2 separate regions of the Mus musculus genome follow, and region 1 is linked to region 2. The links are chromatin loops, found by intact Hi-C in ENCODE. Cell type or tissue: left cerebral cortex. All regions are shown on one strand. Each heading gives the region's core, and the rest is flanking DNA. Links, peaks and the distances in the headings are about the cores only.

What was found. Hi-C counts contacts between places; a loop is a spot of excess contacts. Peaks named below come from ENCODE experiments on the same cell type or tissue, not always from the same donor. Only the 100,000 strongest peaks of a DNase experiment are listed, where the experiment ranks them.
Region 1: a loop joins it to region 2, with 2.0 times the contacts of the local background. A loop is called at or near these places in 2 of 42 quality-filtered maps.

The regions. Positions count from the first base shown.
Region 1 is chr15:36,896,437-36,906,147 of GRCm38, reverse strand. No RefSeq gene overlaps it. Among named protein-coding and RNA genes, the nearest start is that of Gm34529, 9.4 kb to the left of the region's middle. In left cerebral cortex, for the core only: no CTCF peak of the experiment used is centred there; DNase peaks (open chromatin) are centred at 4,180 and 5,109; H3K27ac peaks cover 867 bases.
Region 2 is chr15:36,965,811-36,975,521 of GRCm38, reverse strand. No RefSeq gene overlaps it. Among named protein-coding and RNA genes, the nearest start is that of Gm34590, 33 kb to the right of the region's middle. In left cerebral cortex, for the core only: a CTCF peak has its summit at 5,533 (motif pointing left); DNase peaks (open chromatin) are centred at 6,259 and 6,552; H3K27ac peaks cover 1,366 bases.

The sequences.
Region 1 (9,711 bases), core at 4,084-6,583, 69 kb after region 2:
CTGACCAGTGTTTAATTAAAGCTTGCTTCAAATATGGCTTTAAATTATGGTAGACTGTCTTATTCTCAAAACTTGGAATCAACACAGCCATTTACATCATTGCTAATTTTTCAACTTTTAGTTCTATTTTAAGAATACAGGTACACACTTTTCTTTTTTGAAGAATTCTTTTCACTACAAGTGAATATTTCAAAATTATATATATTTATTTGAAACAGGGCCTCATTCTGTATCCAGGCTGGCCTAGAGCTTGAGATATAGTCAACTGGACTGGAGCTTGGTGCCTAGCTCAGGGGATGACTGCTGTGTCCTCCAGCCTCCACCTAGGAGCTGAGAGTCCAGACACACACGACCACAGTCACTGTAGATGGATGGCTTAGATCATTCACTCTCCTTCCTGTGTACTCTCTCCTTCCAATATAACTGTTTATGCACCTTTGGTAAAATTCCATTATTATGATTTTGTAAAATAAACATTATCCACTGCTGCCCCAAGTCATAAATTGAAAGGAGACCCTTTGTCTCAGTGTATCCTCCTTCCAACAGAGGACAATTCCTCCAAATTTTGATTGCTGTTTTCCTAAAACATCCACGTCTTTGGGTATTGCTTTGTAGGTCAACTTCACATCCTTTCTGGGTGCTCAAACCCATGGACTAATGTTGTATTGCTTTGCTAATGTGGTGCCTCTCAGAGCTCCCCAGTCCTGTGCAATGCTATCTTCTGGGATTCTCTGTCATCTCCCTAGATCACAAGCTTCCCTTTTTTGTTTTATTTCTGTGGATTTTTATCATTGTTGTTTTGTTTTGTTGAGACAGTGAAGTCCTGGCTGGCCTAGAACTTGACATGTAGATCAGGCTGGCCTTGAACTCACAGAGATCTGCCTCCCCTTCCTCCTCAATGCTGACAGCACCATGCCTAGCTGGCCTTCCTGTTTTGTAATGGAGTCTTTAGCAGCTTCTAATACAACAAAAGTTGGATGTAAATTTTTTGTGCATTATTTCATGTTCTCATGTGTCTTTGTGGATTGATAATGTCTGGCACTAACAATCACACTTTTTGAGGAGTGTGGTTAGGGAAGAAATTTAGGGGAAACTCTGCCCTGGAGCACTGAGGACAGCTTTCCATGTATCTTATTCTCCATGCTGCTAATGGGAAGCACCGTGTCATACATTCAATCTCTTCTTCTTCTGGAAAACTCTTACGATTGCTGTGTCCCTGCTCTGTCACGTGGTGCAGTCAACTGCTCACAGGGATCTGGGCGGTGCAGTCTTCGCCATCCAGGCCATTTTTCTTAAATTGTTTGTTTAATGAGTCCCTAACCATCATTTTCTCTTAGAACCACTTCTTAAATGCTGAGCCTTCTGGATTGCTTTTCCCGTTTCTTTATGTTTGCCTTTTATTGTCTTTTAAGAGGGTCATTTCAGAGTCTGTACTAGTTAGTGTATTTGTTTGTTTTGCCTCTTGACAAAACAAGAATCACCTGTGGAGAGGGACTCCCGACTGAAGACTGGCCTCCATGAGCATGGCCTGTGTGTCTGTGGCATTTTTTTTTTTTTGGTTGTTAGTTGATGTAGGAGGGCCAAGCCCATTGTAGGCGGTGTCATTCCCTAGGCAGCTGTCTAGGCCGTGTGAGAAAACAACTGAGCATGAACCTAGTAGGCAGCTTTCCTGATTTCCCTCCATGGCGAACTTTTACCTGGCGGTATAAACTGAAATAAACTCTTTTCCCCAAGTTGTTTCTGGACATGGTTATTCCTCACAGCAAGAGAGAAGAAACTAGGCCAGGTACATTTTGTCAACTTTACCTTTCAATGCTGTACTAAAAGCTTTGAGATCTCCTCTAATATTTTTAACTCTCAGTAACTCTTGCCCTACTTACACGGTTTCACACAGCATGTGGATACACGTCTCCCTGCTTCTCCGGACAACAACTTACATTTGTCTCCAGTTTCTTCTGCTGTTCATCCTTTGTCTCCTTTGCTTTTCCACTTCATGACTCTGTTGTCATCAGCAGAGATCAAAAGTTCAAGGCCAGGGCCTAGAGAGATGACTCAGCAATGAAGAGTACTTGTACTGGGTGTGATGGTACATGCCTTTAATGCCAGCCCTCTAGAAGCAGAGGCAGGCAGACCTCTCTGAGTTGGAAACAACCTGGACTACATAATGAGTTCCAGGCAAGCCGAGGCAAAAAAAAAAAAAAAAAGGAAGAGAAGAGACGAGAAGAGAGAAAAGAAAAAGGAAAGAGAACACTTTTCTTGTTCTTACAGAGGACCTCAGTATGCACATCAAGGTTCACAAACATGCATGACTCCAGTTCCAGGGCATCTGACACTTCTGATAAAATAAATGATCTTATTTAAGAAAAACAAAAGCCTCTGGAGTCCAGCCTGAGCTATATGGTGAGCTCATGGCTAGCTTGGATTGCACAGCAATACCCTGTCTCAGGAAGGAGAGGAGAAGGGGAGGAAGAGGAGAATGAAAACAATAAAAACTCCGAAGAGTCCATAGGAAGTTCTGGAGTGCTGTGCAGGGGCGGGGGGTCCTTTTAGGGTCACCAGGCACCTCCCAAGTCAACACACATGTACTTAGACTCATTGTTTCCGGAGTGGGTTGGTTTCTGCAGCAAGAAATTCTCAGTCTCCTGCCAGCCAAGGTCAGGGGCAAGGGAGGAAGTTCATTTCTAATACAAATTCTGACCTCACTCCAGCTTCTCTCTGCATCTGACATCCCTAGCACAAAGTCTCTCTGGTCCAGTTTCTCTAATGAATAACTCCCTCTCCTGCTGGGTGGGGTGGGGGGCGGGGGAGAAGAGCTTGGCCCTTGCAAGTCTACTTCAAAATAACCTCTCTGTTTCAGGCTCCATCTGCTCCCTTCCTCAGCATCTCGTGTCTCAGTTCCTGAGACTTTCCAAGATTCTCTGGGTCTGGGCAGCTCACTTCTCTCTCCAGACCCTCAGCTTAGAGCTCACCTCTGGTAACTCTACCTCAGCTGTCTTCCCACACCAGGGCTCAAGGCTACATCTCCTTGTAGGTGAGGCTGGGAATCTGCCTATCCATCTTAAAACCCAGTCCCAGTAGCCTTCAAGTCAGGGAAAGCAGTCTTTCATGCTATGATGCCTTTTAAAGGGCCCAGACCTCTATAATAATAAAGGACATGAGGCATTTCTTAGCACCTACTGTGTGCCAGCCATTTTGCATAAATTATCTTTAATTTGAAAACTAGGTGTTCTTGTCCTCATTTTACAAACAAGAAAACTGAAACTCAGCAGAGTTCTATACTTAATTTGTGTTAGTTCATGCCCTTGACAATGGGAAGGCACTGATTAGAATCTGTTCCTATTCAGCTGCAACTTGACGGTGACAGTCGTAACTTCATTAAGCCTACCGTGATCACTCAGTGAGTGACCTTTGACATCAGTCACACCCACACACTACCATGCATCGATATTCTACAACGGAGAGGTCTCAGTTGGTAAAGTGATTATCTTGCAAGCCTGAGGACCTGAACTCACATTTAACCACATGCAAAAAATAAAAATTAAAATTAAAAAAAGCTGAGCATTGTGACACCAACTTGTAATCTCTGTGCTGGGAAGGCAGAGACAGACAGATCTCTGGGACTTGGTGACTAGCCAGTCTAGATCACTTGGTGAGTTCCAGGCCAGGGGATACCCTGTCTCAAAACAACAACAACAACAACAACAACAACAACAACAACAACAACAACAACAGGTAGAGAGCATGTGAGAAATGGCATTCAAGGTTCTCCTCTTCCTTCCACTCATGAAGCTACACATGTGTATGTGCACTTATACACACATGTGTACCTGCGCGCGCGCGCACACACACACACACACACAGAGAGAGAGAGAGAGAGAGAGAGAGAGAGAGAGACAGACAGACAGACAGACAGACACACAGAGAGAGAGACAGAGAGCTAGTGGCATCCTCCCAGGCTATGACTAAGCCTCCCTGGGCTAGGATATCCTGTTTAGTTAAGCCCATCTTTTCTATGGAAGGTGAGCCCTCAAAGAACCGGCTGGGCCCAGAACATACAGGGTGCAGCCCCAAGCTGACTTTGAGAGATCCCAGCTTAACAGGAAGCCTAATGACCGGCCTCCCTCCCCCAGCTCTGACTCCTGTTGAGTGTGGAGCAGAAGCAGAAGCAAGCGTAGCCATGGTGATGGCGGCAGTCTGCTGAGAGCCAGGGAGATGCGGGGTGGGGGTGAGAGGAAAAGGAGAGAGCAAGCCAGAGCAGGCACCGTGCAGAGGCTGGGCAAGCGGGTCTCTGGGAAGTTAGACATGAGGAGGGGAGGCTGGTTGGAGGGCTGGCTCTCCATCCCGCAGTATGCTGGTGCCCTGCCATGCCACCTCACCTGGGGTGGCCAGGGCAGCCTCTTGCTGGAATCATCTGCCTTGTCAGGCTCCAGAAGGGACACAGACCATTTGGAAAGGCAGGCAGCAAGGACATCTTCCTGCTTTCTGTCACTGTTCCCGCCCAACCATTTCCTCAGGTTTGCACCCTTCCTTAAGGGCTGAGCACGAGGATCCCATCCTTAGCACTGTTGACAGAGAGTGGAGAAGCCCCTGCCATGACTGCCCACCATGCAAGATGCCCTAACATATATGCGATGTACCCCAAAAGTCCTTCCTGTGCAGCCCTGCTCACGGCACAGAAACAGGTGATCATGGCCCACGTGCTCTGTGCTGACCTCCCCTCTGATCCTGCCCTAGCCTTTGCCTGCAAATCTCACTCTGAGCATCCATGGTTGAATCTCTCAAGGATCAGGAAAGCCTGCCCCCTGCCCTTCAGGTCAGGCACATCACAACCCAGGACCCAGAAACCTCACTCACTATGGTAGCCTTCTTCAGAACTGCCCTAGGTAGGGTATCTCTCTCTACAGGACTCTAGAGCCAGAAGGGCAGTGGCCAGCATTGCCTCAGATCTCACATTCCCTGTTTCTTGCACGCTGTCTGGAAAGAAGTCCTTGGGAAAGGGGGTAGGGCACGAGAGGGGAACTATCCATTTGCTCTGCTTGGAAAAGTAGCTGGAGTGTCTCCATCTGACCTCAAGGCCAAGAAGATAGCAAAAATCCTGAGGATGCCCAGGGGCAGGAGGGAAGATACAGTCTAAAGAGAGATGTGTGTGCTGCTTGAGCTATCAGACTTCTAAAGAAAGGCTTCAGGGAAACTGGGACTTCCCAGAAATCCCACATCGGCGTGGGGGTGGGGTGGGGTGGGGAGCCTAAAACTTGCTTCCAGACAGAGGAGGAACATGTCTCCTCTGAAGAGATTTCACACCCTTCTAACAATTCGTCAGACCGTCTTGGAGGACAGACTGGAACCAGAGTCCAAGTCAGATCAATAACAGGCAGGACCACACCTTGGCCAGGACTGTATAATTATGTGTCACACTTACCCTCTATTTGAACAGAAACCTCCTGTTAGTTCCCTGAACATGGATTTGAGGAAAGAGGGGAGGGGCCTGGGGAGGGGAGCTTGAGCGAGTGGGGGTGGGAAATGCCATCCCCCTTATTTGTTTCTCTTCTCAGTGGGAACACACTGAATAAACTGTCTCTTAGCTCTGCTCCTCACTATTGCTTGTCTGTTTATTCAGGACAGGGGGTTGAGACTTGCTTGTTATGGCTGCCAGAGTGCACGCTCTAACCCTAATAACTCCAGACTCCATGGCCTCCTGAAAGCAAATGATGTCGTCTTACCTCAACACTACTTCTTGAAGGTGGGGGCAGTAACACTAGGATTGAAGGCAGTGTTCTCTCAGCCCCACCTCTGTGTGGGGGACAGTCGTCTGGCTCAGGGTTCACAGCATTTGCTTTCTCCTCTGCCATCACCAGCCGGTACCATGACCGTTCTGTGCCATCCACCCTCCCTAGCTGTCTGACTTCCTCAGAATCATTTGCCCATAAGAGCCACTGGTAGGAAAGCTCTCCACAGACAGAGTCGCCTGGAGCCAGGGCTGCAGAGGGCCAGGCCAAGGAGGTGGAGGAGGTGGTGCAGGGGTGGAGAGGCAGATTGTCAGCCCTGTCTTTGCAAGGAGTGAGCCACCCCTGATAAAGCAGCCAGGTAAGATAAGAGGGAGCTTGTGTCCACACTGGCCCTCCTACACCAGGAGAGGTCCCTGTTGTGGAGGTCAAAGAGCATCCCTGGAAAAAGAGCAGTCCTGTGAGAAAGCAGCACAAGGCAGAGCACCTGTAGGCAAGGCTTTCTCCAGCCTACAGTTCCCTGTGCTGATTTAAAAAGCTCCCAGCAATCCCTACAAAGTCACCGATGTGGTGGAAGATCACTGCCACCCAGTAAGAACCAAGTGTGTGTGTGCATTTGCTGTGGACCTGAGCAGATCATGTCAGGCCTCTGCCTAGGGAATCACTAGGAAGCCAGCTTCGAAGGTCTTTGAGGCCCCTTTAACCCTACTATATGTTTGTGGGTTTGATTAGTATGATGCTGTGCATGTTTCTTCACTCCTGACCCAGGTCAGAGCTAAGTTCTGAGTCTTGATTTTAGCATTTTTAACTTCCTGCCTCTATAAAGTGAGCCTCCGCACGGCCATCAAGTTCCCAGTTGTAGAAGAATGGAGGTCCAGGTCCAGGCCCTGGTAGGAGGAGGCTGCCAGGTGTGGAATTGCCCCACTTACTGCCCACCTGCCAGGAGGTGAGGCAGTAGATAGACAGGGAGGGTGAATGGGAAATTTCTAGTACTTAAAGACCATTTATTGTACCGTGCTCTGCAAAGCCTCCTGGCTTGTTCAGCTCCATCCAGGAATCAGAAAACTTTGCTCCTTTTCCAGGAGGCCTGGGTCCAGAGTGCGTCAGCCTCAGTTCCACAGAACACTTCTGTCATTGTCAGGAACAGAGAGGCAGAATAAGGACCAGTGTGAACAGTGTGAAAGTGGCACCTTCTTTGAGGCTATCCCTACGAAGACAGTCCTAGAAGGGAACTTAGGGGTGCTCAGATTTAGATCACTTATTTAATGAACAAGACAGTAGCAGCGCCACGGCCACCTAGGATTCTTCAATGCTTGGTTGTGTTAGCACTGTGTCGCCAGCGAGCGGTCGCCTTTGGATGACTCACCCATTGTAAGCCTTCTGTGCTGGAGGTCACTGCTTATCCTGCCAAGGGTTTACAGAGAACTGAGGTGCAAAGGTCGGTTATTACTCTTCTGTTGACTTAGTTCACTTTCTTGTTTTTCATCTTCGCTGAAGGTAATCATTTATGATAGACCTCTTGAGACTTGGCCACTGTGTCAAAGGTCTAAATGAGATTGCTAGGAGGCAATATAAGAGGAAGGAAAGCCAACGGTTCCAGGTAGCACATGCAGCATCCAACATGTCCGACCTCCTGGGCCCCTGCAAAGGCCTAATTCCAATGGCGCTATGGAAGAAAGATGATAAGGCTGGGAGAACTTCATTTTCTCATCAGAGACCAGGCACAAGCTCTTCTTAGGGCTAGCATTCCACATCCCTTACGGGGAGCACAGGACCTTCTGGCTCCTCCCAGCACTGTCATATAAGTAAATGGCGCCATCACCAACTTGGGTACCACCACTGAATGACAGTCACTACAGTGGGCGAAGGCTGTGACAAAGAGATAAGGGGCAAGGGGTGTAAGTTCCTGTTAGATGGAAGATGGAGCTGCTGATAATGATGTAGTCTGCCAAGATTGTGGAGCAGAGGCAGTCCAAGCATCTCTAGCTCTGCTGAGATGTTAGAACTAAGAAGATTAAAAGACCTTGGGGTGTGAAACGGGACAGAGGGCCGCAGGAATGTGTTAGCTGCAGTCGTTAGAGACTCCTTGCAGACTATATAGTGCCCGAGTTATGAGAACACCTTCTTCTGCTTGCTAAACATGGAGGCAGTACAGCGAGGATGCGTAAACTATAGTGTGATTACTGACATTGTTGGGACAGTAATACTGTGTCAGCTCCTTATCATTGGGATCTAGTGGGAAGCAGTGGAAGGGAAAAGAAGCTTATCTTGGCTCTCAGTTTAAGGGAATACAAGACCATCCTGGTGGGAAAATGTGGTGGTAGCTCTGTGATATCTCCTTGTTATGTTACTGTTAAGGCCTAGGTAACTGTTACCTGTCCAGCCTGCCATTTTGTGCTGTTACTAATATTATAAGGAGACTTCCTCATATGTTGTTACTGCCGTGACTAGGAATCTTTCCCATGCCCGAGTTGATTACATATTCTATTATATTCTGTGCTTTGGTGTTCTTGGAAACCAATCACAATAGAAGTCAATTAGTACTGCTTTGCATAGTTAGCCACAATAAGCTTGGCGCCATACCAAGTGCCAGGCAGCACTTCCTGCACCTGGGTATGATTTATGGTCTTTGCTTTTATAAGCTGTCCCTAGGATGGACCCCAGCAGAAGAGAAACACCTGTACCAGTCTAAAAAGCTGTGTAGAAAACCACTTCCATTTTGAGTAAGGGTCAGGTAAAGTTTAAGTTCCCAAGACCTCTCCAGGAATTGACATCCAGTTTGGCAGAAAGAGACATGTATGGATAACTGACATCTTGGTTGGCAAGTTAAGACATGAGTGTTAGACAAGGCAAGTTTCTCACCACAATTGAACACCCCAATCAATGGGAACAGAATAAGCATTTAACTAAGGCATGTTTCTAAGGAAGTCTCCTATCCCTAAATCCTGATTGGTGGAATAACTGGGCACAGATGTTTATGAATTTGAGGCTTAAAAGCCCTCTAGGGTCTTAACTCAATGTTGCAGCCAGCTCCTGAGTCTGCTCTGTGACCCTGATCAATCAGTCTTGGGGTGTGGCTTTCAATAAGCCACTCCTATTTGACTGAGATTGGTATCTGAGTGGCGTGTGCAGTGATTCCCAGACCCCAACAATACCCAACAGACTTGAACAGACCCACGTGGGATATAACCTGTAAGTCCTACCCTTGTGTGACCCTATATCTGCCAACTAGGTCACATGTCCCAAAGATTACTTCTACAATCTCCCAAAGCAGTTGATGGGAACTGAAGTGTTCAAACATACGAACCTATAGGGAGACAATTCACATGAGGGCCGTTATAAATACCCATCTAACGCTGTTGACTAATTACTTAGATAAAACAACTACCATGATGCTTGGCATATTAAAGCACATGTTTCTGTTAGTTACTAATTGTTGGGTGACAAGTTGTCCCCAAATCCAATCAGAAAATGGGTTTGTTTAGATGGATGCTTCTGGTATAACGTCTCTTGAGAACAGCCACTGAGCAGGTGGCCACACGATTTCATCTGAAGGTTTGGCTGGGTCTGGGAAATGGTGCAGTCCAGCTCCATCCCCTGACAGTCTGGGTCCTTCACTCTGGAAACCCAGGGCCACTGGGGACTCTTAAAGACTGCCCATCACGGCATTTAACACGTGGTATTTGCTTCCATTAGTCCCCTTTTGCGTCTTGTTCATTCTTCAGACTATTCTCCACTACTGCCGCCACGACTTCCTGCATCTGCGTTCTGTAGCTATTGCTCCTACCTCTAAGGTTCTTCTTCTGGATCTGCTTCTCCTAATCCTTTAAGACAAGATGAAAACCATCTCCCTGAAGCCTCTGAAAATCACTCCCTTTGCCAAGAAGCAGCCATCTCCTTCTGTGGTTTCCAAGAAGGAAGTGAGCATGCCCAGGACCAGTGAGGTACCCACAGATTGCTTCCTAGCCGTGCTTGTGTGGGGTTAGCT
Region 2 (9,711 bases), core at 4,355-6,854:
TCACAGCACCAAATGCTCTGTGCTTTTTGCCACAGGTAGAGCTTAGGCCATGTGTGTAGAAGCTGCCTAAGACGGGGGCTGCACTTTGATCCCCCTTCCCACACAACACCCAGCACTAACCAGGCACCCCTGTAAATAGCTTGCAGGTAGATTTGCCCATCTCAGAACTGAACTGGAAATTTTGAACCATTGCATCTTATTCTCGACTCATGCTAGGCTCCCAGTCAAATAAAACCCTTAATCCTTTTTCTAATATCTTTAACTAAGACAGTGCTTTTGTTATTTCCTTTTGCCTATTTTTGGACCGATAATCAGAAACTGTCAGTTAATATTTAATTTCCATCCATCGTTCTTGACTGTGCAGATCTCAGTGGTTCCTGGGTGGAGTTTCTTACCCAGTTTTTGTTTATTTTGGCTTCCCACGTGCTCCATGGCCACAGCATGCATATTGACCAGGTTTCCCTGGGGACTGCTGATGCAAATGTATTTTGAACAGGAGAAAACCCCAGTAACCCATCAGCTTGACCCCCTCACCCTCCAGCCTCCAAGTGATCTCTTATCTCACAAGCCAGAGCTTCCCTCTAAGCTGCCTCCCCAGCCCTGATCTCTTGCCATCTTTGAGTAGTTATTTAGCCACCTGTGAAGAGCCCTCGTTTTATTATAACTTAGCATGTATGCAATGAGGAACCACCCATTAGCTCGCTTACTGAATATACTATGTACTGCTGTGTAATATGACACAGCAAGTAAAGTTTGGGCCCTGTACTGCTTCAAGTAACAAAGAACAGATAAGACACATGTACAGACAGCTGCAGCACCACAGAGCAAGGCAGGCCATAGGCTGTCACTAGGGCTCTGGAGAGTCCACGGTGGAAAGGCTCAGCCTGGCTGGCAAGGTGCTTTCAGAATGCCTGGGGTCGTCATTAGTGGAGATGAGGTGCATGCCTAACTCTAGGAACAGAGTTCAAGCTACGGAGCTTTGCGAAACAGGGTCTTAATGTAGCAGAGTCTAGCCTGGAATTCCTGGTACCCCTGTCTCTCTTTCTCAAGTGCTGGAATTACAGGCATGAAAAACAGGAGGTGTGCTGAGACAGTCTGTTCAGCTGCATTCCATCCAGTCATTCATTTTGTCTATTTGAAAAAGAAAAGAAAAGAAAAGAAAAGAAAAGAAAAGAAAAGAAAAGAAAAGAAAAGAAAAGAAAAGAAAGCCATTTGTGTGTATGTGCAAGCCTGCCATGATGTGCCTGTGGAGGTCAAAGGACAATTTGTAGAGGTTGTCTCCTCTACACATAAGTCCAAGGTATCAAACTCAAGTTGGCAAGACTGTTAGCGGATGAACTTACCTGCTAAGCTATCCCACAGGCTTGCCCCACCACACTCAACCATCTCAGGACTGCCCTGTGGCCCCTCAGCAGCTCATCTTCTTTCTACAGTTAAGGCAAACGACTGGTCCTCAGCGTGAGGCATTCACTCCCAGGCTCCAGTCCTCGCCTTGTCTCTATCAGAAAGAAGGGCACATCACTACTCTAGGTCAGGGCATAACCGCAAAGCTGAGCCTATGGCTTCCCTTCTTGTCCTGGCAGCGACTTTGTCACATGGCCACACCCAGACCAAATTAGTCTAGGAGATATGGTCACCCAGGATAGCTCTCTGCCCAGTTAAAGCTGTTGTGCTGGGAAGAACAGAATGATAGTCAGGAAGAGTTGACAACCTGCACAGGAAGAGGAGGAGGCCACCTGAGGAGGGAGGCCAGGGACAAGCCGGTTGTTTGTCGTGGTTGAGTACATGCTGCTGGGGACTCAGGTCTGTATGTAAAGGGAAAAATGAATGATTAAAGATTGGATTATTCTGACAGTCAGGCCTCTCCATATCTGAAAGTGATAAAGAAAACTGACCGTGCAGTTAGAGGGAAGAGGAGGGAAGGTCATGGTTAGCCTTTCAGATGCAGACTGAGAACAGCCCGCAAGCAATGTGACTCGGCATGAAGAGACAATGAAACAGGGTGTGGCAGTGCCTACTGTGAGAGCAGGAGAGTCACCCAGATGCACCTCACATGGGACAGCTGGGGACAGGCTGCAGATGCGGGAGGACGCTGGCCTGGCTAGCCTGGGGATTCTGGGAGCTGAGTCCATGGAGCTCCCTTGTTGTAGCGGCCATCACCACCTCTCCCAGGCTCAGGGAGCAGAGCCCAGTAATTCCCCTGCAAAGCATGTTCTGTGCAAGAGAAGGTGCTCGGTGTGTTCCCTGCCCCCAGCACCATCTTCGTTTTCATCTATGTTCAAATTCAGTAGAAAACCAATTTCTAAAATGATGCAGCTTGTTTTCCCTGCTCTGAGTCCATCAAAGGTATTTACTCTGTTCTTAAAACGCAACTGTTCCCGGGGTTTATTATGTGTGCTCTGATTTGAAATGTTTCATGCAAGAGTAAACACAATTCCCTTTGGAGGAGGATGCTGTCGCTTTGTGTCCCACCCAAGAACAATACTTGATAGCTGTTAAATGGTAGTGTTTCTCCCCCTGAGCAATTTCCAAGTCAGGAGAGCTGAGACCTCTAACTGCCACTGGCCACTCAGGGCTTTGTCCAAAGAATAGAGCCATGGCTGGGTGTTCTTATGAAGCCATCCTGCGCATCCCCAGGGGAGGGAGAGATTATGAAGAGAGTCCTCTGCGGCATGCTCCTGTATGTCTAAGGCCTTCCCGTCTGGAAGGCAGGAGCGTTCCAAATGTTGGCATAATGGCTGCTCTTTTCTTCTCCCTCAGCACTTAGTATGTGCCAGACTCTGAGTCTATGGCCTTTATCATTATTTGCACTGCTGTGTGTGGTTGGGCAGATTGCCTCTTTTTCCCCACTTTATAGAGGAGGAAACCAACCTTAGTAAGGTTAAGTGGCCATGCAGGTGGCTTAGGTGTTGGGTCTGACCCTCCTGGCCCTTGGTCTCTATCACATAGCCCTTAAACTCTCTTGTAGGACATGTCTTTGCCCCATAGGCCTTGCCAGTCAAGAGATGATGTTACCCAGGAGAACATCCAGGAGAGCAGTGGGAAGCAGGAAGGTAGGGCCTGGGATGAGAGGCAGGAGGAGGAGGAGGAAGAGGAGGAGGAGAAGAAGAGGAGGAGAAGAGGAGGAGGAGGAGGAGGGAGAGGAGGAGGAGGAGGAGGAGGAGGAAGAGGAGGAGGAGAAAAAGAAGAAGAAGAAGAAGAAGAAGAAGAAGAAGAAGAAGAAGAAGAAGAAGAAGAAGAAGAAGAAGAAGAAGAAGAAGAAGAAGAAGAAAAGGTGGAAGAGCTGACATGCTTTCTAGCAATCAGTACACTGTCTCAAGCTTCCAAATTCCCCTCAGCCCCTCAGCCTCTTAGTTATACCACCACAAAGATATGTCTGCCAGAGGCCAATTTCTAACAATCTAAACTTTTCGAGAAAGAATGGTGAGAGCTGTTACGGTTTAAATGTTCTCCGGTCTCATGTGTTGGGATCCTGGTCCCCACTGGTGGTATACCAGGAGGCTGTGGGGCAGCCAGCAGATTGAGGGACTGGGTCAGGCCTTTGTGGTAGGTCACCTGGCCCTGGCCCTGATCACAGTATTCTTCTCTACTTGCTGTCCCCATCAGGATGTGAGGAGCCTTCACCAGGGTCTTTCCGGTGTAGGCTCTCTACCTTCCCTGACATGATTAGCTGTGTTCCCTGAAACTGTGAATCAAGATGTGTCCTCCCCCTGCTACCGTCAGGTGTTTAGTCACAAACAGGAAGAAAAGCTAACACAGGGTGCATTTGGAATTATCTTCACACTACAATCCTGTCTGCTTCCAAACTCAAGGACAGCAAATTTTAGTGCAGGCCTGTGGAGTGAGGCTAGTCTTAGCTGGCATCCCTGACACAGATCTTTTGAGGACCCCTGCTTACTGTTACTGGCTTCTTCCATCTCTCATTGAAAGCTCCCAGGTCTTCCCCACTGTGCTTCCCATGTGCTCCACAGCCCCACAGCCTGGCTCTGTCTTACTGTCAAGGTGACGCTGCCCTGAAGGTCATCAACCATCAACTATTCACTGTTCACCCCCTAACCGATTACCTTGGCTTTGATTAAAGGTTCTCACCCTGTTCTGACTGTTTAAGCCATTGCTTCTGGAATCACATGTTCTTGCTTTCCTGGGGTACCATCCCCACTCCCACACCCTGTCTGTGTGATTCAACTGCAGTTCACAGGCTGATGATGACTTCAGCTCAGACTTTTTTTTTTCCACTCTGGTTCGTACTTGCTGGAGCTGCTGGTCGTCAGAGGAATGTCACATGGGCCCATGGTCGTCAGAGGGGTGTCACACGGGCCCAGAAATCACCAGTTCCAAAGTTGAACTCTTCATTTCTCCACTAGCTCACTGGCCTTGTGTCACTCATGGAAAGAGGAGGGCGAATTGCAAGGTGGTTCCCAGAACTGAGGGAAACCCTGAACAACCGATGTTCAGGCCGAGCAGCAGCTCATTGGAGACTTGAGTCTCCAGGAACAATTTTGTTCCCGGCGTGGCTCATGGCCTCACTTCTTGGTGTCTGTAGTTAGAATGTTGTAGAGGTGGAGGTGTGTGTCGCTTGACAGACACAGCAAGAGCCCCGAGCCCCATATCGGCTTTTTCTTCTATATTTTCTATAATGCTTGATGGCCATAGTCAGCTCCCTAGCAGCTATAATCAATCAGCCAGTCAATCAATCTCATCACCCACGAATCCCTGAAATCTTACCTCTCCCAGGTTATGTTTCTAAGGTGATAGATAACCTTATTATATCTTTCAGGCTGGCCTCTAACTGGGGTCTGCCTCCCCAGTGCTGGGATTACAGCTCTGTGCCCCAAGCCTGGCTTCTGGGAGCCCCTCAAAGTTCTCAAAACAGCTGCCTCCATCACTTGGTCCTTTGTTTAGTTTGGGGGTCATATTATCTCTTGCCTGGTGACTATTAAGCCCACTAAACCTCTCTGTTGCCAGTACTGTCCACTTTGGTTTTGTCAACCGACTAAAGACACCTAAATCTGACCAGATGACTCCACTTTAATAGCATAAGCTATGTAGTCCAGACTTCTTCATATAAAGGATGGAAATCCCCCCAGACCCTGTTTATACCGCCCACTGCTCCTCCCTGCTCTGCTGACTGCCATAGACCTTCATTCTGTGCTTATGGACAGATGGACAGACATTCACCCTGCGAGGCCCCTTGGCTAATGACCACTTGTTTCTAACATGGTGTTAGCAACTGTTCCTTCAAAGTCAGCAGGCCCTGTCCTTCCCTTAAGACTGCACATGCTGGACTGGGTTCAAGTCCTTGAAACACCACCACCATTGTCCGCTCCCTGCTTTTAATTCATAGAGTTTTCTACCTATCCTTTTTGACGATCTATAACTTCTCAAAAATAAATAAACAAACAACCGAATCCCACAAAGCAGAAGTGTTAGGAGCATTTGCTGCTCTTGCAGAGGACCTGGACTCAAATCCCAGAACTCAGTGATTCACGCGCATCTGTAATTCCATTTCCAGAAGATCTACCGCCCTCTCCTGACCACCATGGGCACTGCATGCACATGGTATATATACATACATGCAGACAAGACACTCCTGTACATAAAATAAAAACAGGATTAAAGTTATATAGTGAATTTACTGACCTTGATAAATTGTGTCAATGCTGAGTCTTAGCTCCCTTGTTGCAAAAAAGAACACAATTATTTCCCCTGTGTTGTGAAATTGAATAAGTTGTAAAGCTGACATATCTTTCTTGTGGGTAGCTCATTGTAACGGCTCAACTTGAAAAAGTCACTTTCCTTACCACCATTCCTCCTCTTACAACAAAGTCAGTGAGGAGGGAGACGCTTTCCCCCAACCCCCTGCTTGAGAGTGTCATCCTCATCAGAATATAAGCTCTGAGAATTCAGCCAAATCTGCAAATGCACTGACTAGACCTGTCTCCACCCGCTAAGTGCATTCAGTTCTGTGGCTGTGCCTTTGAGTGCTTTGCTGTAATGTAGACATTCCCAGGACAGTACCAGGGAGTGTATGAGTCTATTAAGTGGAGTGGAGTGAAGGCTGTCTATGAAGGGTGAGTGAGGAGAGGAACTCTGCTAGCAGACATGGGACGTTCCCACGCCACTACTGTCTGGGGATCCTCCTCTCTGAAGGTGTGAGGTACAGGCAGACATCAGTGCCAGGGGAAGAGAGATGCTGTCTACCCTTTCATCTGCAAGAATCCCACTGGATGGATAAACTAGAACACAAAGGGTATGCAAGTCACTTTGATGCGGGGAGTATTCAGAGTTGATGTGACTCTGGAAAGCAAACCTGAGCATGGCAGACAATCAGACAGTGTGAGCTGAAGAACCCACTGCTCCTCTGCCTCCATGGCAGGGCCATGCAACCCTGCTGTTCTAGCTTTGTGTATCCATAGTAGTGGAGCATAGTGCCTCAGTTCTCACTGTTGAAACCATGATGAACAGCAGCATTCTGGTCTCTGCCAGAAGTCTTCCCATATGGACCCTAAAAGGTGATCATGTCAGCATGGCACAATAGGTACCCTCAAACAAAGAAGCAGGCAGGCACATGCACATACACATGCACAAATGCAGCATGGTGTTCTGTGAGCTCCTGGGAAGCCACCTAGCAATAGCAAGGTCACTTCCAATAGTCAGAGGGTATTTCAGACGGAGCTGCCCCCAGGAGCCTGGGTTTGGGAAGCAGGGACTAGATCCGGAGTCTGTCATTGACTAGGCAGATTTGGGTCTTCTCTGAAATAAGTGGACATTATAATCCTAATGGGGCATTGCTGGGATTAAAATGGAAATTTCTCTGCACATACTCCAGGCTATATGAAGCCACAATGGCTTCACACTGTTGTAGCTCTCATCCTTACTCATCCAGCCTGCTGAGTCCTTTAAGAATAAATACCTCTGAGATGAACAAAAATCAGGAGGAAAAGGGAAAGTAGAGGAGGGAGGATGAGGGGAGGATGGAGGAAGGAGGGGGGAGGAAGGAGGAAGAGGGGAGGAGGAGTGGGGAGGGAGGATGGAAGAAGAGAGGCAGGAAGGATGAGAGTGGGAGGAAAAAGGAGGGGAAGGAGGGGAAGGAAGAGGAGGAAAGACTTACAACAATGCCCATTTTGAAGTATTTTCTTGTGTTATTAGTACCTTGTACTTTTCCATGTTATCAAACATGATTGCAGCCAAAGTCCAAGAAGGCTACACAACGATTACCCTGCCTCTTCCAATGATGGAGAAATTGACACCTGAAAAGACTAACTCATTCAAGGTCAGACGCAGCAGTCGAATCCGCTGCAGCATCCTTCTGAAAGGGCAGCCTGCACAGCTTGTCTCCCCATGGCTGGCAGCAACGGCGCCACTCAGACTGCTACATGCATGGCTATTCAGGAGCCGCTCATCTGCTGCACGCTGAATCCTCTGACGTGTGTTTCACCATATTATAACCATGCCCTTCATTTGCAAACATTTCCGCCTGGCTGTGCCTATGAGCTGCAGAGCCATCGGGTTCGAGAGTCTACTCGATGCTAACACAGCCTCCCATTGTGCAGCCTACTTCTCTGCAGCTTCTCCTGGCAGAGGCAGAATGCTGACCCCCTGGCACCGCTGAGTGCTTTCCCTCATCAGTCTGAGATGCTGGAGTGGGTGTCTCACTATAGAGCCCCATCTCCAAAGGCACGGAGTGTGCATTAGCATGGTCTCCTTGGGAGAGGGTTATTTTTGTCTCTCGTCTTCAGGGATTGGTCCAAAATAGGGGAGGCAAGTATCAGGAGTACAGGAAGAATCAATGTCTCCAGCTCAGCAGAGAGCTGCTCAGAATCGTATTGTTACCATCTCCGCTATCACCCGGTGCCCCTGCAGCCCCAGAGTTCAGATCTAGTGGAAGGGAGCTACTCTTGGGCACAGCACCGAGCCCAGTACTGGGATCTTTCTGTGAGATTTCTCACCACACATTCCACGAGACAGACCTCGTTGCCATAGTTACCGGAGGATCACATGATAGCCTGGTTACTTAGATGTGTAGGAGAACAGATGAAACTGAGGGGGGCTTGGCGCAGCCTCGATGCTTCGCCTCCTAGCTGCGTGCGCATCCTTAGCCAGGCTCCAGGACCTGCCCCACTTACCACTTGCCTGCTCTAGGGGTTAATGGCCACATCATACATTGCTTTCACAATGAGATCGTGCCAAACGTCCCTCAAGGTCCTCTAGTTTCAGGAACCTTCTCTCTCTTCCTAGCCCCTTCCTTCCCTATCCCCTCTGCCCTGCAGAGGTGCTATAATTAAATAGCTGAGTGTGTGTGGCAGGGCCGGGGGTGCGGAAGAGCATGCAGCCCACAGCACTTGGATAACCTCTTCTCTAAACTCTGAGGCTGGCATGAGTCAGGGATTTAGAAGCTGTGATACAGCAGGACACGATGCTTAACGGGGGTGGAGAGGGAGTATGGATTTGTCCTGATGCTGAAGGGACTAGGTGGGGGGAGGGGGAGATCTCGCTTTCCTGAGCACAGGCAGAATGTGGGTAGGGTGGTGTGGATGGACCCTCAGCCTCAGAATTCTGGTAATGGTTACACTCTGAGCATCTCTAATGAGGAGTGGTGGCTACGGCACCCTGACAGTTCCTTCCTATAGAAAGGCCATGCCCGGGCAAAGCTTTTGGAGGGGGAAGCTCTGCTTTTCTCCTGGCCTTCTCTCTTCCCTCTGGCCTTGTGACCAGTTAGGGCATAGTCACATGTCAGCCTGCTGTGAGAGGTTGGTGAGTGGGCCCACCTAACAGCAGCATCTGCACAGTTCCCAGCACATCTGTGGGCCCAGCTCACACAGTGTCTTTCCAACTCATCCAACTCTCCTTGGCCAGCGTCTATAGATGGACCCAGGCCAGGAGAGTTAGCCAAGGCTCAGCCTGAAAGGAATTCTGTCCTGGCAGTGCTAGGTGATTCAAAGAACATTTTTTGGGTCCCTGCCTCAGAAAGCAAAGTATATTTAGAGGAGAAGAGTCAAATAACTTCGCAAATGTAACTAGATTTACAGGATTCACAGAACAAGGGCTGTAGTGACAAGAAGAGATTACTCTAAAGTGGACAAAGGAAGATGGAACCTCAGATCTCAGAGGTTTGTGAGACTGTCGAGTCAAGTGCAAAATATAATAGAATTTCTGAAGTTTTTCTAGCATAACTTTTAGTAAGATATGCTTCTGTCTTCCCTTTTATATGTATTAAATGTACACAAGTCTATCAGGTAGGACCAGACTGGGATAAGATTAATATACAAGCCGGGCAGTGGTGGCGCACGCCTTTAATCCCAGAACTCGGGAGGCAGAGGCAGGTGGATTTCTGAGTTTGAGGCCAGCCTGGTCTACAAAGTGAGTTCCATGATAGCCAAGGCTACACAAAGAAACCCAGTTTCAAAAAAACAAAACAAAAGATTAATATACAAGATGACAATGACTTAAACGAGAGTTTATGTCACCTAAGTGGAGCCTGGTAGTGAGCTGCCCAGAGCTGGTACGCTGTCTTCTCTGATGCTCTGACACCAACGTGTGGTTTCTGCTTCCTTATCTAAGGTGACTCTTGTGGTCCAGACAGTATGTCTGCATTCTGGGCAGCAGCAGCAGGAAACAGCTGCACACCTTCAGACAGGGACACTTGTGAAAAGTGGAAAATCTCACAGAAAGATCCCAGTGCTGGGCTTGGTGCTCTTCTCAGGCATTTCC